6 separate regions of the Homo sapiens genome follow, and all the other regions are linked to region 1. A link is a loop called in an ENCODE intact Hi-C map of the cell type or tissue named here. Cell type or tissue: GM12878. All regions are shown on one strand. Region 1 overlaps LOC105377037 (a long non-coding RNA gene). Region 2 has its middle 16 kb from the start of CX3CR1. Region 3 overlaps LOC124909366 (a long non-coding RNA gene). Region 4 has its middle 8.2 kb from the start of CX3CR1. Region 5 overlaps GORASP1 (golgi reassembly stacking protein 1). Region 6 holds the start of CCR8 (C-C motif chemokine receptor 8).

Region 1 (4,000 bases):
TTTTTTTTTTTTGAGATGGAGTCTCACTCTGTCGCCCAGGCTGAAGTGCAGTGGCGCGATCTCGGCTCACTGCAACCTCCACCTCCCGGGTTCACACCATTCTGCTGCCTCAGCCTCCCGAGTAGCTGGGACTACAGGCAACCACCACCATGCCCGGCTAATTTTTTGTATTTTTAGTAGGGATGGGGTTTCACTGTGTTAGCCAGGATGATGGCTGAGCCTTCTGATTGTAATAGGACAGTAAGGAGATAAAATAAACTACATAGTCAAACAAGGTGAACCGTCTTAGAAGCAGAACCTGAAGGAACTGGGGAGCAGGAGAGGGAGGCACAGAGGAGCTGGAAGCTGAAAGGAAACAGGCAGGGGAAAGAATGTGTCTTTGAATTGCATATCAGCAAGGCTCTCCAGTGTGAGTGAGACTTGACCAGTTTGTAACTTCCCGTGTACGGAAATCCTTCTAACATGCAAATCTGACCCTTTCATTCTCCTGCTTAAACCTCTTCAGCATAAAGCCTACATTCTCCTACATGGTTGATGGAGGGCCCCAGGCTCTCCCTCTGGCCTCCTCCCTTCCATTCCTTCCCTCCTACTAGACGTTTCCACATTTACAGTTCTAGGAATCTGACATGCTCTCTCTTACCTCTGGGTATTTGTACATGCTCTGCAAGATGAAAACAGACTCATCTATTAGTAAATGCTTGAATGAATGAGTCAAATCGGAAGGTACTGGGGACAGTCCACCACCCCTTTTGGACTTTTCAGGTCTCAAGCAGTAGCCACCTCCAGTCTGATACAAAGGATTACTCCCTCCCCAGTGCCAGCTGGAGCCCCATCATGGTGAGGCTCTACAATGAGTTCATGGAGAAGACTGTGGATGGGTCATGGACAAGACTTCCAGGTTGTTGGTGCTCTGTGCAATTCCTTAAAGAAGCAGACCTTACTAAGATTGCTAAAGCTGTCCCTGGTATGTTGAAACCCCCTACACCAGTAGGGTTTAACTGGGCTTGCAGGGGTGCTCTAAATAATACAGAACTGTTGGCAAAACTTTGTTTATGCATATGCATTTTCCTCAGTGCAATCTGTGCCCCAGCCTATCTCCTATATCTCCTCTGTGGCTTGCATTAGCCTGAAAGTCAGGACCAAGGGAGTCTGGAGATCATGATCCCTGATTCATATGATATTAGCCCAGAAAAGGAACTTGGAGCCACTTAGTTCAAGGCCCTCATCTTACACGTGAGAAAGCTGAAGCCTAGAGAGGTGACAATGAGTTTTTGTCAGATATTGGACTAGCATCAGAAACTCCTGACTTTTAGTTCAGTGTTCTCTCCACTTCTATCCGAAGCCACTCCTGGCATCTCCTTATACTTTCCCACCACAGCTGGTCTCCTGTATAGACCAGACAGATGAAGCATACATGAGGAATTGGAAAGGGGCAGCGTCTGGGACCAAGGGCCAGTGCCTTCACCCTGGTACACCCAAGGCCAGTAGCTCAGTGACAATGCCAGTGGGACTATCAGGTAATTTACAGACACCTGAAGCCAGGACCCAGAACCTGTTGGGAACAGGACACGTGTTCCCTCTAGTGGCCAGTTTGAGCTGAGCTTCTGACTGGGTGAAAGAGAACAGATGGGAAAGAATGGCAGATGATGGAGTGCCACGCGTGTTAAGAAACAAAGGGGCCAGAGGGAAAGACTTCTAATTTACATACCTAATCTGTCATTAGAAATTCTGCTTTGAGATTTTTGGTAAAAATGCAGATGTTTGGTAAGTATTTGGAATTAAAAAAACATAGACACAGGGTCTTGCTCTGTCACCCAGGCTGGAGTGCAGTGGTGCAGTCATAGTTTGCTGCAGCCTTGAACTCCTGGGCTCAAGAGACTGTCCTGCCTCCACCTTCCGAGTAGCTGGGACTACAGGCTCATTCCACCACACCTGGCTACTGTTTTTATTTTTGTAGAGACAAGGTCTTGTTATGTTGCCCAGGCTGGTCTTGAACTCTTGGGCTCAAGAGATCCTGCTGTCTCGTCCTCCCAAAATGCTGGGATTACAAGCCGGAGCCACTGAATCTACCCTAAGTATTTAATTTTATATATGGGAGGCTTCACTCTTGACCTCTAATTAAGGCCCATAAACTGGCCAGGCGCAGTGGCTCACATCTGTAATCCCAGCAATTTGGGAGGCCGAGGCAGGCAATCACCTGAGGTAAGGAGTTTGAGACCAGCCTGGCCAACATGGTGAAACTCCATCTCTACTAAAAAAACAAAAATTAGCTGGGCGTGGTGATGTGCGCCTGTAATCCCAGCTACTCAGGAGGCTGAGGCAGGAGAATCACTTGAGCCCGGGAGGCGGCGGTTGCAGTGAGCTGAGATTACACCATTGCACTCCAGCCTGGGCAATAGCACAAGACTTATCTCAAAATAACAAACAAGAAAGTTGAGGTGAATACACAGCTAGCAGGTGACAAATCCAGGATCAAATACAGAATCAATGCCTGATTCCAAAGTCCACTTTCTTTTTACAGCATTACTCTGCCTCAGTGGTCTCTCAAAGACACACAGAAAAAAGCAGGAGATAGCCTCTACCCTTTAAGGAAGGGAAACAAGGTGTATTTGTCAGGGAAATATGTGTCCTGATTTTCTTTCATCCAGATTATGAAAGATAATCTCCTTTACTTAAAGTCAACTGATTACAGAGGTTAACCACATCTACAAAATACCTTCACAGCAACACCTGGATTAGTGTTTAATTGAAAACTGGGTATTATAGCCTAGCCAAGTTGACACATAAAACTGACTGTTACACAAGATGCTGCTTATAAATGAAGTCATTCTGTCCAAGATAAAGAAAAGCTGGCCTGGCATGGTGGCTCATGCCTGGAATCCCAGCACTTTGGGAGGCCAAAGTGGGCGGATCACCTGAGGTCGGGAGTTTGAGACCAGCCTGACCAACATTTTGCTAATTTTGCTAAATGCAAAATTAGCCAGGCGTGGTGGCGCATGCCTATAATCCCAGCTACTCAGGAGGCTAAAGCAGGAGAATTGCATGAACCCAGGAGGCGGAGGTTGTGGTGAGCCGGGATCGCAGCATTGCACTCCAGCCTGGACAACGAGAGTGAAACTCTGTCTCCAAAAAAAAAAAAAAAAAAACCTTCCACATATGGATAGAGCTATAAGCAAACCACAAAACCACAAGTGGGTCCTGCTTACCCCTGTGGGAAATTCAGATCAATCAGGACCTAGAAGATTTGTGACCAGAAAATATGTGCTTATGTTTATAAACTTTTAGCCAAAATGTTGCCCGTTTCCTCATTGTGAAGAAAGCAGGAAAACAAGAAGAGTTTGATTTTTTCCATAAGATGGGGAACTGCTTTGTCAAAATATTGATGGAGTGACTTGTGGCTTCCATATGACAAAACACAAAACACCACACTGCCTGGGCACGCACCATGGCTCCTCTCCCTTCCACTGCCCCTAACAACTTGGTCCTTGGAGTAGAATGTGAAGATCCCACTCCTGCAGGAACGCAGTCCACCCCACAGAGCCATCTGCCCCTCCCTCGGATACCAGCTTGTAAGCCGCTCTAACTCATTGTTCTCTCGTAGCCTGGTCACCCTTGGCTCAGGGGTGAGGTTACAGGCAATAGTCACTGGCACAGAAGGAAGAAAGGTGTTTCCTTCTTGTGAAGCCAAAAGCAGTGACAGGACCATCCTCTTTGTGGAAGTTTCTGGGTAAAGCCATTAGAATTCCCTTTTTTTCTGCAGTATTCACCCATTCTTGTGATCAGGCAAAGAGTGGCTTCCCCCACTGGTGAAGACAGTGCCCTTGGAGACTCTTAAGGCTTCTCTTTCAGGTTGTGCATGTTTAGGATGGGAGCAGATATTCAGATGGAGAGGAGCCTCCATTAGTTACAGGACGAAGACTATCATAAGATGCCCATTAGACCTGAGAGGCCAGTAGGCATAGAGAGACTGATGAAGATGGGCGGTAAGGGAGGTTGTAGC
Region 2 (4,000 bases), 83 kb before region 1:
TTTGTGCAGCTGTGTCCTGGTGTACACACAGTCACTCTCACAAGGATTTGTCCATGACTGCTTGCTTGCACAATTAGGAGAGAAGTTGCCACTGGCCGTCGTCGTCATCCAGTCTGAGCCGGGCACTCTGCATGCCTTATCCTCACTCCCCACGGCAACCTTCAGGGGTGCGCCACTGCCACATTTCTGCTGTGGAGCAGCCCAGCGGCTTGGGAAGGGAAGTCACTTGCCCACAGTCTCCTTGTGGGGGAGTGCCCAGGCAGGACTCGAAGCCAGGCCTGGCTGCTTCCCACTCTGTGTGCCTCCTTCCTTGCCAAGGGTGCCCCTGTTTTCAGGTCCCATCTCAGAGAGACTGCGCTCATCCTGGCCAGCCTTGGCTCTGCTCTGTTCTTTGGGAGATCCCAGGGTCAGAAGACCAGGAGGCCAGGTGGGTGATGGGTGTAGATGCTGAGTGCATGGGCCGGGGGCACTGAACCCCAAGCTTGGGGTTGGTTCCAGCCAGATGGGAGCATAGGAGCTGACAGCAGGTCCGTGTGGCCTTGCTCCTCCCAGGTGCAACCCTAGGGGTCCCACACAGCGTGCTGAGGTGCTTGCCCTTACCTCCCAATTCCTCACGGGTATGAGTCCATGAGAATAGTATGGGGTGCATGGACGACCAGGCTGGCAGAAAACAACCTTGACAGGCCGGATGTGAGCAACAGCAGAAAAAGTCAAGCACTTCGATCACAGAAGAGCAAGGGCCTGGTTTGAAAGGGCTTCTTTGAGAAGAGACTGAAAGGGATGTTCTGAGGACCTATTGACAAGACGAGCTAACCACTTCACAAGGGGCCCCTGCCCTCCTCTCAGTGGGAGCCCTGCACAACCCCACTCCGAATTCACCCACATCTTAGAACCCAATGAGCAGGCCCTGCAGTCCTGCTTTCCTAGTCCCCTGCCTGGCAGAGAAACGCTCGAGGAGACAGTAATGTTGATTCAAGTTGGCCAAAAACAGCAAAAGTTCTAAAAGCACAAGAATAACAAGGGATCTGCCGGATACTGAGTGGGGCAGAGATCCTCCTGGGGGAAGGGACACAGGAGTGGAGAGGTCAGAGGCCCTGGCTGGGGGAAGGATGAAGCCAGGAAGTCCACATGACAGGCTCCCCAGTGTCCTGGGAAATGTCTGTGGGCCCTACTCTTGTTCTGGGCAAGGGGTAAGGCAGCCAGACACAGGGGGCAACACCTGACCCTGTGCTGTCTGGAGTTATCACTGGAGGCTCAGAGGGAAAAACTGCATGAACCATCTCAAGGGTTCCTTGAATTCAGCTTTGCACATAAAACTCACGTCGCACTGGTAGGCTTTGAAGATTCCACACTGTGAATGACCAGGCCACAAAGGCATACCCACTCAAGTGACACCTAGGCTGCAGGACCAACCAGAAAGGCCTTTGGAAACCCCCTCCCATGGACAGCTGGCACACAGAGGCTTCATGAAACTCCATTTACTCAGGGTCATTGATTCCTAACAATGGGCGATACTGGGGTTCAATGTATGACTTCATTTGGAGTTTCACTTTGAGTGAATAGTACATTGTATATGTTTTCGCTTCACGGTGAATAAGAGCTGTGCACAGATTGACTGGGAGTAGAAATTGACAGCTATTTTAAAAACTGCTTTTTAGTCATTCTTTTAACCCTTCTCACAGCTGTATGTCAGAAGCAGGTTCTGGCTGGCTGGAGTGCTGAGCCCTAACATGCTGTGCCTCAGTTTGCTGCTGTGTACAATAAGAGGAAGTGACCATGTTCTCCCCTAGAACCTCTCCAGCTCTACACCGCTGGTGTGCATGCCCTCTGTTTGCCAGATCACCCAGTTCTAGGAGACAGGGCATTCTCTTGTAGATGTACTGCATGAAGTATTGAGCTAGGCTAAGGGTGGATGCAGAACTTTGAATTCCAGTGAGTCTGTCTGGAAGCCTCTGAGACATACCAATGTCATATCCTGGGAGGGATGGAAGACTATGGCCTGTGGAAAAGAAAGAGGGAGAGAGGGGAAAAAAGGAGAAAAGAAGCAATTTCCAGATAATAGAGGTGTAAGAATGTCTAGAGGACCCCCTCCTGATATAGAACACCTAGGATGCTGGATAATTACTCAAAAATACCTTTTTAAATAAATGGTTGATCTGGAAAAAAGGTGAAGAAAATCCTCAGAGGCAGAATGCAAATCTGCTGGGTGAAGGAAAGGCTGGAGCTCACATTCACCCTGGGCCCTCTGTGGCCCCTTAAGGCCGGGAGCCTGGCCTTCATGGGTCATGTGCCTGCAACGTGGAAGACAAAGACAAGTTCTGGGCTAGGAAGGGTGAGATTCTATCTGAAGCCCAAACAAAACCAGTATCCCCAAAGGGGAGCTCCCTTTGTAAGTGAAGTAAGAGTCCCACCCCAGTCTCATTTCCACACAGAGGGGAAATTATATAACGATGCCTACATTGGCTTTGGCTCCAGTGAGTAGAAAAAAAGAAAAGTCCTCTCCAGAACTCTCAGCCACAAACCTGTGTTCATGCATATTGGGGCTGAATTTCACACTTCCTGTGTGGCCAAAAAGCCAATCAAACACAGAGGTCCCAGGTTGGAAGTACCCCAGAGTACTGGGTGAAGTAAAGGCAAGTCCCCTCTGGAGGAATGTGCGTTACAACTGGGCCTCAAGGAATAGCACCATTTCCATCAGGGCTTGCTTAGTTCCTTCCCTAGGCAACAGAGGCTGAGGCAAAGCCTGCATGGTGATGCCATATCAGAATGTGAAATTCAACAGGAACAAAGTGCAGGAAGAAGTGAAGTGAGGCAGGGAAAGAGGAAAGCAAACACAGAGTGGTGCATTCCTGAGCTGGCCATAGCTACAGCAGGAAATGTAGCTGGTTATGCAGGCTCTCTGCAAAAGGCCCATGGAATGGCCCACTGCAGTAATTCACACTTGTAATCCCAATGCTTTGGGAGGCTGAGGTGGGAGGATCAATTGACATCAAGAGTTTGAGACCCAGCCTGGACAACATAGTGAGACCCCATCTCTACAAAAAATTTAAAAAATTAGCCGAGTGTGGTGGCACACAGCTGTAGCCCCAGTTACTCAGGAGGCTGAGGTGGGAGGATCACTTGAGCCCAAGAGTTCGAGGCTGCAGTTAGCCATGATCATGCCACTGTACTCCAGCCTGGGTGACAGAGTGAGACCCTGTCTCTAAGAAGCTTAAAAAGCCCCTGGAACCACTGCTTCTTGGAACTGTTGGCTGTGGAAACAAAGGACAACAATTCATTCCTCACCCCTTTCTCTTCTCTTATGTCTCTTTGATCAACGTTTTCTTCTTTGTTTTTTTTTTTTTTCTTTTTTTTCTTTTTTTTTTTTTTTTGAGACAGTCTCACCCTTGTCCCCCAGGCTGGAGTGCAATGGTGCGATCTTGGCTCACTGCAACCTCCGCCTCCCGGGTTCAAGTGATTCCCTTGCCTCAGCCTCCCAAGTAGCTGGGATTACAGGCACCTGCCACCATGCCCCGCTAATTTTTGTGTTTTTAGTAGAGATGAGGTTTCACCATGTTGGCCAGACTGGTCTTGAACTCCTGACCTCAGGTGATCCACCCGCCTCAGCCTCCCAAAGTGCTGGGATTACAGGTGTGAGCCACCGCTCCCGGCCAGGTCAACATTTTCTTTATGGAGCATTAACTTCCCTGAACTTTCAGGTTGTGTTACCTAGGCTCTCTAGTTAGCCACTGGGGAAATCAGAGCCTCCATGGGTCCAGGCAGATCAGGCCTAGAAACCAGAGCTGTTGTGTCTCCCAGTGTTGTGGGCATGATGGAGGCAGTGCCAAAGCCCAGCCGTCATCCCTGGGGAAATGAGACAAGGAAGGTGGAGGCCTAGACTTGACAATCCTGGAGATTGCATGAGCCACCTGGGAATGCTGTGTCTGGAAACAAGCAGATAAGGTTCAGAAGGCGAGCAGGGTTGAGGAGTCCTGGGGAGGCACAATAGCTATGTCTAGTA
Region 3 (4,000 bases), 170 kb before region 1:
CTTTCTATCATGGGTGTTTTGAAGGTTCTTTGGGGATTTCCATGCCCCATACCCCCTGCAGTTACTGACACAAGTGATGTACTTTCCAGCCTTCTCCTGACAACTCCCATTCAACCCCTCGTCCTAGGAGATCATCTCTACAAATCAGTTGGGCTCCTATTGGCCCTCCAGGCAGCCCCCGTGGGCAAATCCTTTTAAGACATCTCTCTCCATCTCAATGTACCTGGGACCGAGTATTCTCTATTCAAATTTCCATCTCACTTCCAGGGCCTGTGTGGTTCTCTTTTCTAGGTTCATCCACTGAGGACAGACTATTGTGCTAAACCATACACCTTTAGGCCTGGGAGGGTGGCCAAAAAGAGGGGAGTTTATGGATGTACCTTGGATCTGCAGTCTGGGATGTTCACACATATGCACTTCATGGAGCAGAACAGAACCAGGGAAGAGAAGAAAAGAGGGATGAAGCCAGGGATCCATTTATTCTCTCGCCTGTCTGTAAATGTTACAGACATATGAGATAGGAGAGGAGGCTAAGATGTCCCCAGCAGCCCAGCAGTGGAAACAGCAGGTGCTAAGACCCTGAAGTGAGAGAGAACATTGTGCATTCTGGGGACAGGAAAGGGAGGGAAGGAGAGAGTGCTATGAGTCTCAGTAGGGGATGGAGGTGGACAGGTGGGGTGGGTGCATCACACAGAGAACTGTGAGCCTCGGCAAAGACTTTGATCTTATCCCAGAGTAGTGGGAAGTCTTGGAGTGGTTTAAACAGGTTAACAGTGTAAACAGACTGCATTTTAGAGAGACCTCTTTTGCTGCTTTGCGACTTGGTGGTGGGGGTGTTGGGGGGAAGACACAAAGAGTAGAAGCTCGAGGAAGAGTTGGGGTATTGATGTCACAGTGAGACATAAGAAGTGATGACCTGAGCTAGGGCAGGGCTTCTGGAGATGGTATCATGGACCATCAGACACCTCAGGCTGCCTCTGGGCCCATGCCAGCTTCCCCAAATATAGCCTGGTGGCAGGTGGTGAACTAAAAAGTGAGAAACAACTCAGTCACCATTTTTCTGCAAGTTGCCACTTCATTTGAGTGTGTGGCATTGAATGCATTTTTCTTACTTCTGGAGCTTTGACCAAAATCTCTGAGACAGGAAGAGCCCCTGAAAAGTTGTGTTACATGAAGAATGATTCTGCACCTGCAGGGATCCAAAATGCACTTCAATGGCATAAAGATTATTTTAAGCTAGAAACATCTGAACAAACAGCAGCTGCAGAAACAAACAAACAAAAAGTACCTAAACTGCTGACTTAAACAGGACCTCCTGAACACTGCTGCCATAAATCCCCTCTCGAGGAAGTTTACAGCCAGAGAAGAGACTAATCATTGTCACCGTAATGAGTAATTGCTTAAACAAATGTTATCTGAAACTCCATGCCTTCCATTTGTTCTTCCATGGAAGTTCTCTCTCCGCCTCCCTTTCTCTTTGTTAAGTGGATATATAAACCCCTATTTTTGGCTGTTTAGACAGCCATATTTATCTGAAGACTCCTTTGAATAAATAAACTTCATCTTTTTTCCCTGTTAATCTGTCTGTGGTTGGTTAATCTGTAGACTCTGAACATAAATAGGTAAAGAAAAAGTGTTTTCTCCCAACACACTTTCCTTTTGCCAACAAGAGTATGGGTGACCGACAAAGATTTTCTATCTGGTACTGGATTTTATCTTCCTGGCCTGCCAAAGTTGCTGAATAGCAGAGGGTTGCTTATTGTCTCTTTCTCTTTCTCATGCATGTTAATTGGATTAGAAAAGATGGAGGAAAAGAGACCATATAGGAGACTGCACTGCCAAATGTACTATTAAAGGGTAGCAGAATACTCCACCCCAAAATATGCCACACTGGCATAAGTATTATTGTGAACTGAAGGTAACTGAGAAGAGGCAGACACAAGAAAAGCTCTTTGCTCTCCCCATTTGCCTAAAAACAGGATATAACTTTACAAAGGAGTTCTTCCTCCTCTCCCTGTCAGGAAGAACAAAGACCGACGACAACTTTAGGCCCTCATCAGCCTGAAGGTGGCACCAGAGGAGTCGACACAGCAGACTTCACTGACTAGCCTTTATCTACCGTAAAGTTCCCATATATTTGCTTTCCCACAATTTTCTCCACCTGGAGACTCAAGGTCTTTTTCTTTTGTCTTGACACTACTCTAAAAATGTATTGTTCCTTGTTGAAGATGCTACGTAGTTGAAGTTCTAAGCCACTTATTTGAGAACTAATCTTTTCTTGAGTATTTTCCATATATATATAAAATATACATGTTAATACATTTCTCTTTGTTTTTCTCTTGTTAATCTGTCTTTTGTTACAGAGGGTCCTAGGCCAACTAAGAAGAGTAGAGGGGGTCAGGCATGGTAACTCACGCCTGTAATCCCAGCACTTTGGGAGGCTAAGGCGGGTGGACCACCTGAGGTCAGGAGTTTGAGACCAGCCTGACCAACATGGCGAAACTCTGCCTCTACTAAAAATACAAAAATTAGCCAGGTGTGGTGACAGGTGCCTGTAATCCCAGCTACTCGGGAGGTTGAGACAGGAGAATTGCTTGAACCTGGAAGGTGGAAGTTGCAGTGAGCCAAGATCACCCCACTTCACTCCAGCCTGGGCGACAGAGCAACTCCGTCTCAAAAAAAAAAAAAAAAAAAAAGAAAAAAGAAAGGAAGAAAGAAAAAGAAGGGTAGAGGGAAAATTATGTTTTGTCCCCTACCTTATTTATATAAATCATTGTTATTTCCAATTTAGCCACAAACAATGAAGGGCTGGTGTATGCTGTAGAATGGCTGAACAAAAGGAATGCTTTCTTGCTTTCTTGTTTTCAAAGTGATAATGGCCAGAAGGGTAGATGAGTTATGCTGGTTTACATTTAGTCTGGTTTAATTGCACTTAAGTAGAATGCTAAATGTCAGCAGGTGGCTGATTATACGTTGACTGGACCAAAAACAGATTAATAGCTTCTGTATTAGTCTGCTAGGGTTGTCATAATAAAATACCATAGACTGGGTGGCTAAAACAGCAGACATTTAGTTCTCACAGTTCTAGAGGCTGGGAAGTGCAAGATCAAGGTGCTGACAGATTCAGTTCCTGGTAATGGTGGCCACCATCTCACTGTATGCTCACAGAACCTCTTCTTTGTGTGCATGCAGAGTGAGCTGTGGTCTGTCTTCCTTTTCTTATGAGGACACTAATCCTATCATGGGGCCCCACCCTTCATGACCTCATCTAAACCTAATTAGTTCCCAAGGGCTCTACCTCCTAATACCATCACTTGGAGGGGGTGGGGGAAGGGTGGTGTTGGGGCTTCAACATGTGAGTTTTGGGTGGTCACAAACTATGAGTCCATAACACCTTCTCTATAAATAAAGACTAGTTAAAAAGTATTATAATGAATACAATACCAAATGTTCATGTTAAAATGTGTTGTTTTTGTTTTTGTTTCTGCCAGTCTTTTGTTAGATCTTGCCTGGAGACATCAAACCCTTCTTCCTGTTCCTCGCCTGCCAGAAACTCAATCTGCCCTTGCGAGGACTTATACGTTGAGTTCTTCTGTCAGAAAAATCAAGTGTAGGAAAAAAATCTTTGTATTTCAGTAGAAAACAATGCACTGTCTGTAGCACACCTTCCTGCATTATAAGATTCTAGGCCTGTACATTGTCTGAGCTATTTTGAAACTCTCTGTAAGTTGTAACTGGTATGTAAATGCTGTACTGTCTGGTTGTGATTTTAACTGACTTCTTCCTCACTGTGGAAAACTCAGTTTTGTCCCCATTTGCAATTTATCTTAACATTCCTTTACTCCATATAAATCTGTTTTTGAGTTTTCCTTTAAACTGGTTATAACACCTGCTTGCTTTTCTCAGATCATATAAGTGAAGTAAATTCTTCAACATGTGCTAATTTTTACATCTATATGAGAGTCATGATTTTACCTTTCACTGAAAATTATCATTTAAC
Region 4 (4,000 bases), 91 kb before region 1:
AAAACAAAAGCCAAGGGGCTTATAGTACAGTGCAGAGGTGAGGAACACGTCCAGAGGCAGCCTTGCACTTGCTGACACAAATGCAGCAGGTTCACTGACACGAAGAGACTAATAACAGGTGATCTTATGGATATTTGGGAGCTGCAGTGGATACTGTTTAATATAAGACTATAATTGGGCCGGGCGCGGTGGCTCACGCCTGTAATCCCAGCACTTTGGGAGGCCGAGGCGGGTGGATCATGAGGTCAGGAGATCGAGACCATCCTGGCTAACAAGGTGAAACCCCGTCTCTACTAAAAAATACAAAAAATTAGCCGGGCGCGGTGGCGGGCGCCTGTAGTCCCAGCTACTCGGGAGGCTGAGGCAGGAGAATGGCGTGAACCCGGGAAGCGGAGCTTGCAGTGAGCCGAGATTGCGCCACTGCAGTCCGCAGTCCGGCCTGGGCGACAGAGCGAGACTCCGTCTCAAAAAAAAAAAAAAAAAAAAAGACTATAATTGGACCACAAATGAAGTTGGGGGGTGGGATTCTGGGTCCAGTGTGAGCCAAATTAGCTCCTGATAAACTCTCTCAGTTGGACAAACTTGAATCAAGAATTTTAGACACCTCAGCTACACTTTTTCATCCTTTAGAGGATTAAGTAATCCTTTACCTGAACTGAAACTTGTTTCAAAAGTACAAGATGCAAACATAGCAAAGGCTGTGAAAGAAACATCTGACCATCTACTTTCTTAGCATTCAGAATATCTGAAATAAGCAGATATTTGGCTGCCGTTGTCAATGAAAACTTAAACAGTATGAAATTGTAGTTGTGGCTACAAGTGAATACAGGGAAGCCGGGCTGGAGAGTGTTGCACAGCCGTCAACCTGTGGTTATAGCAAGAAGCCCTTTCTTAGGTACTTTTGTCCATCTCTATTCTTTTATAACAACAACAAAATGGCTGTGCTAAGTAAAACAATCTGTATTTTATTCAGAGCCAGCTTCTAATCTCCTTGACTCTAAAACAAAATATCAATATTTATTTCTGCTTGATCTAGCTGCCAAAAGACTCTTGTCTATATAAATCACACTCACAGTTTTATCTATGTTTAAGGTAATGAAGACCTAATCTATATGTGGCTGTAGAAGGTATTTATTTTGCTGTTTACTGTCGTGCAGATGTAGTTGGTAGAGCAGGTGGTAGGTCCTCAAGTGACCGTTTGGCCAGGAGGGAGTGTTTGGTGTCCAGCAAGCAGTGCTGAGTCATTTCACTCGGTCAATACACTTGGTGATGGAACCTGCAGTAACATTTCAATTTAGAAAGAGCCAAATGGAGATGCCATGCTCACTCCAAAGTTTCTGACACTCTGCTTGGTAAACGGACTTCAGATTGTTTTAGTGCCTTCAGCACATTTATTTTCGACAAATTTGGAATATCCTTGAAACTGAATTGGGCACAAGGAGGTATATATTTCAATAATTTGAATGGGTCAAATGGAAGGTTCACGTATTCTCCTTTCAAAAGTGTTTTAGATCAATGATCAAGATTTTGTAAATCTACAATGTTGAGTTAATTTTACCCACATGCAAAAGAGGCTGAGAGGTATATTTCCTTGAAGCCAGTACATATTCTATAGCTTAAGTGTATGTCTGGGTCCCAGGAAGAAGCTGATGTTTGTTGAAATCACACATTCGGCAACATGGCTATAATTCCTGGATGGTGACATTTCACCAAAGGAAGCAACTTAGGATGTGAATTAAGCAACAGTTGTCATATTCAAAAGCTCACGTATGTGTGTGTGTGAGAGAGATGATTTAATGTGTGTGTGTGTGTGTGTGTGTGTTTTAAATAAGTGAAATCCATCTGTGATTCATATGTGAAAATGTGTCTGTCATTCTCTGGGAACCTAGCTTGGGTTGAATTATTTTTAAACCTCAGTATGTTGAGGCAGAAGTCCTAAAAGGCTCATTGCAGACTAAAACAAAAGTGCCTCTTTATTCCCAAATGAACCATCACTTGCCCCATATACTGCTTAATAGTTATTGGTAATTGCCGCTATTATGTGTCACACTTTTGTACACAAGCAATGCATCTCCAACCTGACCCTTGCTCACTCACTTGCCAGGTATTTAGAAAGCACATGTTGCCTGCCTACCTTCTGCTCAGGGCTGTTTGTTAAGGATACAAAGATGAATAGGGCAGGGTCTCTACCCTTTCCCTTAATGGTCTCGCTTTGGCTTCCACTCTTCCAGGTAGCTCAGGAAACTTAAGGTAATCTACAGTCATCAGATACAGGAGTGAGCTGCCTTGCCTCTATCCCCTGAGCTCTGTCTCCCCCTCCTGGTGTCTCTGGCTCTCACCAGCAACCCCCAGGTCCAGGAGCAGCAGGCGGAGCAGCCAATCAGCAGAGATGGCCCCACCTGGTGGGCAGCCCTTTGGCTTCAGAGCTCCCCTCTGGTTCATTGGTTTTACTCAAAACACTTGGCTTTGCTGACAGTCATCTGTGGTAGCTGCATTTCCCCAGAGGAAGTGGTGTGTGCAGGCAAATCTGGCAAGCCTTTGGGTTACAGTTTTGTGATGAGCCAGCCGGCCCACAATTACCTGGAATCCCACTCTCCTGGTTCAAATCCTGACCCTGCTACTCTCAAGCTGTGTGGCTTAGGGCGAGATATTTCTCTAAGCCTGAATTTCCTTATTGTTAAAATCAGGGCAGGCCGGGCACAGTGGCTCATGCCTGTAATCCCAGCACTTTGGGAGGTCGAGGCGGGCGGATCACCTGAGGTCAGGAGTTCGAGACCAGCCTGACCAACACATCTCTACTAAAAGTACAAAAATTAGCCAGGCATGGTGGCGTGCATCTGTAATCCCAGCTACTCAGGAGGCTGAGGCAGGAGAATCACTTGAACCCGGGAGGTGGAGGTTGCAGTGAGCTGAGATCGCACCACTGCACTCCAGCCTGGGCAATGAGTGAGACTCCATCTAAAAAAAAAAAAAATCAGGGTAAACTTATATGGCAAAGTCGGCATGAGGATTAATGGTGACATGTGTAAAGCACTTCATATGGTGCTCTGAGTAGGGTAATGAGGGTAATAGAAATCTGTGTTCCGGGGATACAAAGAAGGAGCAATCTCTTCCTAAGAGTCTTGGTGGATGCATTCACCTGGGCAGGATGTGCCAGGAGAGGGACCAAGTTGTACAAAGGGTCAAGAGGGTAGAAGAGCCTCACTCATTAGTGGAGCCTCTCAGAGTAGCCTCCTTCTGGGCTCTCTGGAGCTTTGCTGAAGCGCAGCTGTCCCTTCAGAACTCATTGCACTGTTTCTGGTCCTGGTTCCCTCTTACTCCACTTGCTTGGCAAAAATTTCTGAGTGACAACTCCCTTTTCTACTTGAAACTGGTGGGCAATCTTGTCCCTCTCCTCTCCTGAATGGCCTTTTAACTATTCTTAGAAAAAAATTAAAATCCAAGTATATGGACTGAATTATGTTTCCCCCAACTCCCATTCATATTTTGAAGCCCTAACCCACAATATGACTATATTTGGGGATGAGGCCTCTAAGGAGGTCATTAAGGTTAAGTGAGGTTATAAGAGTGGGACCCTAATCCAACAGGACTGGTGTCCTTATCAGAAGAGAGAGACACCAGGGATGTATGTGCACAGAGAAAGGAGGCGGCATCTGCAAGCCAAGGAGTGAGGCCTCAGGAGAAATCAAGCCTGCTGACACCTTGATCTTAGACTTCCAGCTTCCAGAACTGTGAGAAATAAATTTCTATTGTTTAAGCCACCCAGTCTGTGGTATTTTGTTATGAAAGCCCAAGGAGACTGACCCCCAAAGTTAATGTCAATTAATCAGGGTGAAATTATTTCTCATAGTTTGTGGGCTGAAGACCATGAGGAACATCTAGAGTTTAAAAGTTAGGTTTGTTTAGCTTACTGCGGCAAGGGAAGACACATGTCAAAGGAACCAGGGAGCATGTCCTTAATGGGGAGCTGGGGCTTGTGCTGGACACGTCTAAGGGAGGA
Region 5 (4,000 bases), 280 kb before region 1:
AAATGGGTAGGGGACAATCAGGACAGTGCCTCAAGGTGAAGAATTTTGCAGTCCAACCTAACCACCAGTCCCCACTTGTCCCAGGAACACTGCTCTGCCTAAAGGAAGGAAATGGCCTTAATAAACCACCCCTTCTTCTATTGGTGATAGGAAGTCAGGCCTGAGGGGCCTGGCCTGGCCTCCCTGCAGTGTTGGCACTGAGAGGGAGCACTCTTTGCACTCAGACAAGGAATCCCAGGTGCCCACCTGGCCCCAACACATTCCCTTTGCCCCATCAATGACTCATTAGAAGAGAGGGGCTTCCTTGAATTCAGGCATACCTGGAGAACATCCTTGAATACTCCCTGGCCTAGACCCAAGGCACCAGCCCAGTGCCCAAAGGTGCTCTCAGAGGACCCACTCATCAGCTGTGAAGGCAGGGCCAGCACTTCCCTGCAGACTTGGCTAGACAACCATCCCAACTGTGGCTCTGAAGGCCTAGCCCTTTGTCCAGTTTTGCCACAACTCACAGGCACAGCAAGCACCCATCTCTGAGCCTCAGTTTCCCACTCATGAAATGAAGATGACAACTGGTGCTTCACCTCCACCCTCACTTCTAGACCCAAGGGGCAGGAAAGCCAAAAGTGAGTTTCACTGCTCCAGGCATGGCCTGCCTGCTCCCACTGGGTCCCAGAAGTACATGGGCCTCTCAGATCACAAAGGCCCCTGGTGAGGGTTGCTGATGGCTCCCCAAGGGCAGCCTCTAGAGTTTTCTGTCTTCCCAGTTGGCAGATTCTCCCCACATACCTCCATGTAGTCACTCTGCCTGGAACCTGTCTCCAGGGAAGGAGAGTCCTCGGGGGTGGGTCCAGGTGGTAGAGCATCAGGTGGTGGGGCACCAAGTGGTAGAGCAGAAGGTGGTGGGGTGCCAGGTGGCTTCTTGTGGTAGCTGGGGGGCTGAGTTGGGATCCGGTGTAGATACCCATAGCCAATGCCACATCCCAGACTGCCGAAGGCCAGAAACATTCAATCCAGGGGCTTGTCCCACGGCCCTCCCTACCTTTGCTATCCCCACCTACTACCAGCAATAAGGGGGCTGAAAAGGGTACTTCTGAAATACCGGTCAGCCTCAGGATCCCTGGGCCCAGGGCCCAACCCTCCTCCATCTCCACCATAGAACTCTGAGGTCCATGCCCAATGGTCAGGCCCCACCCACCTGGCCCTGCAGCCCTCCAACCCCACGAAGTACCTGCCCTCTCCACCCCAGGCTGCGTTGGGAGTTACAGTCACCTCCCGGCAGGAGTCTGACTTGGAGTTATACACCATCAGCTTCAAGGGCTTCCCCTCATGAGACTCGATGAGCGTAAAGAAGTCCTCGGACTGTGAGAAACGCATAGCACCTGAGGCCTGCTTCCAGGGCTAAAGCCTCAACAAAACCAGACACTTCTCATGGACAGCACCCTTCTCTTCACACCACATCCAGAGGGTCTGGGGAGGGGCAAATTGCGGGTTCCTCACCTCCTGGAGAATCTGGTCCGAACCAACCACATAGTCTGTGTAGGGGCGCAGGCCGGCAAGGGCAGCAGGTGAAGATGGTTCCACATCCTGGGGAAAGAACCGCAAACCACTGGCCATGCTACTAGAGGTGGGGTTGGGGGATGGGAAAGGGCAGGGGGAACTGCCTCTTGAGGTAGTGAGTGGGACACTTGTCCTCTATCCCTAAGCAGGGCTTCAAGCCCATACTCCCTCATTTCACCCCTCCATTCCCCTATCTCCCCCAGGTCTACAGCCTGTCCAGCAGAGGGCAGTACCATGATAAGGCTCAGCACCAGGCTCTGGAATCTGACCCCGGGCTCAACCCCTGGCTCCAGCTGCCCAGCTATATGACTATAAACACATTATTGAACCTCTCCTAGCCTCAGTTTCCCCACAATTAAAAGTAAGATACACAGTACCTAATGATAGGGTTGCTGAGAAAAATAAATAAATATATGAAAAGAAGAAAAGCACACCTTGGCTACAGGAGCACCCACTACATTGCTGCTTCTGCTGCAGGCATGTGGCTAAAGACTCCTAGGGGTTGGAGGTGAGGGCAATGAGCAAAACTGGGTACAAATAAGGATTCCCTTCTCCCTTGGAAAGTTCCACCACTCCCAATCTCCCAGTCTCCCTGGGAAATGCAAAGCAATTTGCATCATCAGTCCCCTTTCCCTCATGGGCAGATTAAGGCAGGCTGTGAAAGTTGAGAAACTTGGCCAGGCTCTCCCAAGAAGTCAGTGAGAAAAATAAGTGGCTAGAAAACAAATCAGCCAACTTCTAGTTCAGAGCACCCTCCTTCCACCAGGCTACAGGACTGAGCATTCAAGAACTTAGATACCATCAATGGGCACAGGTGTTGGGTGTGCATGTGTGTCTGTGGACAGACTAACATCTATGACAGCTTGGTCACTGAGGTTAAGATATCGATTAATCATATAAGAATATACCAGAAAAAACAGTATATTTACAGTCACATTGCTTAATGACAGGGATATATTCTGAGAAATGCATTGTTAGTTGACTTCATTGTTGTGCAAACATCATAGAACTTAACCTACACATAGCCTACTAGACACCTGGAGTATATGCTATGGCCTGTTGCTCCTAGGCTACAAACCTGCACAGCATGTTACTATACTGAGTACTGTAGGCAACTGTAACACAATTAAGTATCTGTGTGTCTAAACATTCAGGCATAGAACAGGTACAGTAAAAATATGGTATTATAATCTTATGGGATCACTATTGTATATGCAGTCCGTGGTTGACTGAAACGTTGTCATGCAACACACACACGGAGAGACACAGAGAATAATAAAAGCAGCAGCATTCCAGCAGTCCAACCACCATTCCAGTAGATGATATTTCTACCTTTCAAATTAAGTAACCTAGGTATAGAAGGTAAGAAAGTACCCAAAGTCATGGCTAACAGGAAGCAAGATACACTGTTCAGGTAGTAATGAGCTGCCCTCTCTGGGACACTGGAATGAGACCACATCCTGCCCTCAGTCTTCCCTGGCCACTGCTCCAAGGCTCCCACTCCACTCCTGCATGTACCCCCTCACACCCCGCCCACACCCAGACCTGCCCCAGTAAACTCATCCTTCCGACACACCCTGCCCTGCCATACCCCACACTCACCAGCACATGCCACACCTGCTCACTGGCCCTGCGGAAGCTGCAGAAGCGCACACTGGCACCCAGTAGGCCCTGGCCGCCCCACATGTTGCTGGGCACCACCTCCACCTCGCGCACCCTCATGGTCTTCATATTGAACACCTCCAGCTTCACGGGCTTCTCCACATTGGCTTTCAGTAGTGCCTTCAGGGTGTCATTCTCCTTGTTCTGTGGGGGCAATGGGGCTGACTCCAAGGCCACCTCATGCCCAGGCTAGGACCCTCAGACAAGTCTGGGCCTGAGATGGGGCAAGGGCCTTAGTGGGCAGCAGCCCTCAGCAGGGTCACTGTGGGGATGGGCCAAGGTAGTGGATGGGCCAGGTTCACAGACCAGGGTTGAGCCTGCAGCCACTGGGACCCCCACCTTCCCCAAGCACTGCCAAACCTTCCTCAGCCTGCCAGAAAAAACAAAGCAAGCAAAAAGCCTCCCAGATCCACAGCATTCCAGTGCTGCCCCACTCTGAGCTGCCCCTTGGCCAGGGCCCTCATATCCCTCATGCCCCAGGAGGCAGGCCCCTTGGGCCTTGTTGCCACCTCCAAGAGGCCATATGTCCTCTGTCCACCCCACAGAGCTCAGAAGCTGAGCACTGGGCAGGGCCCCAGTCAGGCTCTGAGTACAGCCCTGGAAGAAGGGGAGACAGGGCTGGGACTCCCTTTAGAAAAAAAGGGAGGGAAGGGTAGACTGGGGCCCCCTGTGGGACAGATGAAGACACACAAACACACATAAGCAAGCAAAGCAGAGGCAGGTTGGGGAACTCACCAGCCTCGAGTGCCCAATGGTGATGATGAAGTCAAAGTAGGGCTCC
Region 6 (4,000 bases), 51 kb before region 1:
GCTGAGGCAGGAGAGTCTCTTGAACCTGGGAGGTGGAGGCTGCAGTGAGTTGAGATCATGCTGCTACAGTCCAGCCTGGGCCACAGAGGAAGACTCTGTCTCAAAAAAAAAAAAAAAAAGAAAGGCCGGGCACAGTGGTTCATGCCTGTAATCCCAGCACTTTGGGAGGCTGAGGCGGGTGGATCACCTGAGGTCATGAGTTAGAGACCAGCCTGGCCAACATGGTAAAACCCCGTTTCTACTAAAAATACCAAAAATTAGCCAGGTGTAGTGGCGGGCGCCTATAATCCCAGCTACTAGGGAGGCTGAGACAGGAGAATCACTTGAACCCAGGAGGCAGAGGTTGCAGTGAGCTAAGATTGCACCATTGTACTCCAGCCTGGGCAACAAGAGCAAAACTCCGTCTCAAACAAAACAAAACAAACCACTAAGAGATCTAATCAATTATTCTGGCACACAAGGTAATATGAATTTCCTGAAAATGCAACTAAAAATACGTTATTAACCACATTTCTCCATATTCAACCCTTCAAATCAAAATTATGATGATACCTTTTTTTGTATTCTGACAATTGTCATGATTACTCTTATGAAGGAAATAAATAGTAGTAAAAAAGAAAATCTGTTTCTTGTTACTCTTTTTTGTAATCCATATGGGAAATTAAATTATATAGACAGCAAAACTGGCTTTACTATTAATAACACACGAGCTTTTCTTAAACTCTGGCTTTGTCTAACACTTTTCGTTAAGCAAATGCATTTTTACCCTACAAATCACTGAGGGACTGACATATAGTTGAAAACTATAGAAAATACAGAAAGACTTCCTCTAGTCTTATCCACAACTCTTCATAATGTTATTGCACGAGAATTTTGAATGTGGTGCAGTAAGAAAAGCACCCTCAGCTGTGCCTCGGAAGACCTGAGTTCTGGCTCTGGCTCTACCACCAAATTACTGTGTGATTTTGGGTGAGCCACTTTGCCTCTCTGGACTTAAATATTACTACTTTGAAAGAAAGAGAGGGAGAGAGACATCAGCTGTATGACCTGAGGCCATTTTCTGCCCTAATACTCTATGACAAATATCTGTGATAGTAGTAATTTCTACATTTACACTTAGGGTTTATTTAAATACAGTTTTTTCTTTCTCTTTATTTTGGAGGAAAGGAGGTCAAATATGCTGCTAGTCTCTTTTTCCCTCTGAAGTGAAATACAGTCTTTTGAACCTTTGGAGGGACCCAGTAGAATTGAATTTAGATGGGATGTCCCCAATGGATCTGATCCAGCATTTTCAGAACCCATTGAATGTGCAGCAGAAGGTAGACTTGGAGAGGCCATTGGCTCTGGAGGGGTCACACTACTTTGGTTTTGTAGTTTGGTTTCTGCTGCCTTCCCATAGAATGCCTGAATCCCTGATGTAGGCCCAAAGGTGAGGAACCAAGGCTTGTCAGTTAACTATGTCACAGTTTGTCTGTCTTCCGAGTCAGGATGTTGTGGGTTGAATAATGGTCAACCAAAGAGATGAAGTCTTAATTCCTAGAACTTGTAAATGTTACTTTACTTGGGAGAAGAGCTTCTGCAGATGTGATTAAGTCAAGGATTTTGAGATGGGGAGATTATCATGGATTACCTGGACGGATCCTAAATCCAATCATGAGTGTTCTCATAAATCAGAGGTGGGTGAGATCTGATGCAGACACACAGTGGAGAAGGAGATGTGAAGATGGTGGAGATTAAAGTGATGTGGCCACAAGCCCCAGGTTTGCTGGGGCAGCCACCAAGAGCCAGAAGTGGCAAGGAACAATTCGCCCTTCAAGCACCCAGAAGGAGGCAGCCCTGCTGGATTATAGCCATCTGGCCTCCAGAACTGGGGGAGAATACACGTCTGCTGCTCTAAGCCACTAAGTTGGTGGTAATTTGTTACAGCAGCCACAGGAAACAAATACACAGGTGACAGCAGGCAAGTGTCCAGTCCTGCAGGGGCCCACACCAGCCCTCAGATCTGGCTCAGGAAACACAAAAAGAGGAGCATCCTTCCATTCTGGCTGTTCAGTCCTTTCCTCCAACTCTTCACCAGACTCCACATCTCCACCTTGCCTCATTCTCTCTGTTCAACTATTTATTAAGAAGTTGCTGTGCACTAAGCACTGTGCCAAGTATGGAGGAGCAGCTGATAAAAGAATCCTCAGGAACTGAAGATAGAGACTGTTTGGGGTTTAGATCAGCTTGCACTAGAAACTGGGCTTGGGGGGAATTCCACCTTAGTCCCTCAGGCCTTGCTTAACTGGGCTTTGGAGGGGAAGGTGGCTTCCCCCACACCTGCCCTCACTGATGAGGCGGTCCCATAGTTCCCACCATCATGACATGGACTAGTAATACCTGAGGGCCCTGAGTTCTCCATCGGCTCACCATTGATCTTTGCTTATCACATACAAAACTCTCATAAAGGAACTGGGTTTTCCCCAAACTGCGTCAAAACATGAATGATGGTGAGGGGAATTTGCCGAGGTATGAATTCAGGTACCAGCAGATATTTCCTTTTATTTTTTCTTTAGAGACAGGTCAGTGGCTCAATCATAGCTCACCTCAAACTGCTGGACTCAAGTGATCCTCCCACTTTAGCTTCCCAAGTAGCTGGGACTACAAGTGCATGCCACCATGCCTGGCTAATTTTATTTAAAAAATTTGTACAGATGATGCATTAGTCCGTTGTCACACTGCTATAAAGAAAGACCAAGATTGGATAATTTATAAAGGAAAGAGGTTAAATTGACTCACAGTTCTGCATTGCTGGGGAGGCCTCAAGAAACTTATAATCATGGTGGAAGGCAAAGGAGAAGCAGGCACATTTTTCACAGGTCGGCAGGATGGAGTGAGTGCAAGCAGGGAAAATGCCAGGTGTTTATAAAACCATCAGATCAGATCTCTTGAGACTCACTCACTATCATGAGAACAGCATGGGGGAAACTGCCCCCATGATCCAATTAACTCCACCTGGTCCCGCCCTTGACACATGGGGATTATGAGGATTATAATTCAAGATGAGATTTGGGTAGGGACACAGAGCCAAACCGTATGAGATGGGGTCTTGCTATGTTGACCAGTCTGGTCTTGAACTCCTAGGCTCAAGCAATCCTCCTGCCTCAGCCTCCCAAAATGCTGGAATTACAGATGTGAGCCACCGTACCTGGCATCCAGCAGATATTTCTACTGCATTTCTCCAGGAATGAGTGGGTTGGAGATGAGGAGATTCTGGAACTTCTGTCATTTCCTCCCAACAATTCTGGGACTCATGTTCACTCTCCTGGGATAGGGGAAACTGACTTAAAGTGATTTTCAAATGGCATTCCTGTTGAAAGAGTTAATATATGTACATGCATACAACATACACACACATTTGTGTATGCTACATACCATGGAGGAAAGCCAGTCCTGGTATAAATTGTATAACTTCAAAATAATAATGGAATTATGATTTCATTTTAATACTGATTTCAATTAAAAATTTTAATAGACTATTTTTTAGAGGTTTTAAGTTTACAGAAAATCTAGGTAGACAACACAGAAAATTCCCATTAACCCCTGTATTAGTCTGCTAGGACTTCCATAACAAAATACTACAGGCTGAGTAGCTTAAACAACAGAAATTTGTTTTCCCACAGTTCTGGAGGCTAGAAGACCAAGGTGCCCACAAGTCTGGTTTCTGGTGATGCCTATTTACCTTACTTGCAGATGGCTGCCTTCTCCCTGTGTCCTCACATGGCCTTTCCTCTGAGCACCTGGAGGCAAGAGAGTGAGCTCTGGTGTGTATTCCTCTACCTAGGAGACACCAGTCCTATTGAATTAGGGCCTCAGCCTTACGATCTCATTTAACCCTCATTGCCTCCCTTTAGGTGACTAGGTGTGAGGGTGGAGCCCTCAAGAGACTGCCTTCTCTCCATCTGCTGTTTGTAGTGGGAGGATACCTCCAGAGAGGCTGCTGCTCATTGAGCTGCACTCA

Evidence for each region. Peaks named below come from ENCODE experiments on the same cell type or tissue, not always from the same donor. Only the 100,000 strongest peaks of a DNase experiment are listed, where the experiment ranks them.
Region 2: it touches region 1 in a loop (6-fold over the local background); 24 of 110 quality-filtered maps call a loop at or near these places.
Region 3: a loop joins it to region 1, with 4 times the contacts of the local background. A loop is called at or near these places in 20 of 110 quality-filtered maps.
Region 4: it touches region 1 in a loop (4-fold over the local background); 24 of 110 quality-filtered maps call a loop at or near these places.
Region 5: a loop joins it to region 1, with 7 times the contacts of the local background. A loop is called at or near these places in 29 of 110 quality-filtered maps.
Region 6: a loop joins it to region 1, with 4 times the contacts of the local background. A loop is called at or near these places in 5 of 110 quality-filtered maps.

Annotation. Positions count from the first base shown.
Region 1 is chr3:39,376,714-39,380,713 of GRCh38, forward strand. LOC105377037 (a long non-coding RNA gene) reads left to right here. Exons shown (of 3, transcript XR_001740661.3): 2 at 763-964. It overlaps LOC105377644 (a long non-coding RNA gene), which reads right to left. Exons shown (of 3, transcript XR_007096252.1): 3 at 2,718-4,000. Among named protein-coding and RNA genes, the nearest start is that of SLC25A38, 4.7 kb to the right of the region's middle. RefSeq lists a silencer at 1,489-1,538. In GM12878, a CTCF peak has its summit at 1,583 (motif pointing left); a DNase peak (open chromatin) is centred at 1,578; H3K27ac peaks cover 435 bases.
Region 2 is chr3:39,293,862-39,297,861 of GRCh38, forward strand. No RefSeq gene overlaps it. Among named protein-coding and RNA genes, the nearest start is that of CX3CR1, 16 kb to the left of the region's middle. RefSeq lists enhancers at 1,031-1,100, 1,141-1,280, 1,321-1,480, 2,283-2,332. In GM12878, no CTCF peak of the experiment used is centred here; DNase peaks (open chromatin) are centred at 1,510 and 2,498; H3K27ac peaks cover 3,046 bases.
Region 3 is chr3:39,206,591-39,210,590 of GRCh38, forward strand. LOC124909366 (a long non-coding RNA gene) reads left to right here. Exons shown (of 2, transcript XR_007095872.1): 2 at 3,492-3,943. Among named protein-coding and RNA genes, the nearest start is that of DSTNP4, 4.2 kb to the right of the region's middle. RefSeq lists an enhancer at 3,908-4,000. In GM12878, a CTCF peak has its summit at 2,057 (motif pointing right); no DNase peak of the experiment used is centred here.
Region 4 is chr3:39,286,192-39,290,191 of GRCh38, forward strand. It overlaps a transcript of CX3CR1 not described here and the pseudogene ADAD1P1. Among named protein-coding and RNA genes, the nearest start is that of CX3CR1, 8.2 kb to the left of the region's middle. In GM12878, a CTCF peak has its summit at 2,337 (motif pointing left); a DNase peak (open chromatin) is centred at 2,420; H3K27ac peaks cover 327 bases.
Region 5 is chr3:39,099,519-39,103,518 of GRCh38, forward strand. GORASP1 (golgi reassembly stacking protein 1) reads right to left here. Exons shown (of 9, transcript NM_031899.4): 2 at 3,955-4,000; 3 at 3,160-3,363; 4 at 1,498-1,584; 5 at 1,229-1,359; 6 at 787-985. Among named protein-coding and RNA genes, the nearest start is that of GORASP1, 6.1 kb to the right of the region's middle. RefSeq lists enhancers at 3,464-3,963, 3,642-3,691. In GM12878, CTCF peaks have their summits at 1,774 (motif pointing right) and 3,893; no DNase peak of the experiment used is centred here.
Region 6 is chr3:39,325,759-39,329,758 of GRCh38, forward strand. CCR8 (C-C motif chemokine receptor 8) reads left to right here and starts at 3,951. Exons shown (of 2, transcript NM_005201.4): 1 at 3,951-4,000. RefSeq lists enhancers at 2,093-2,182, 2,533-2,622. In GM12878, no CTCF peak of the experiment used is centred here; a DNase peak (open chromatin) is centred at 2,293; H3K27ac peaks cover 2,293 bases.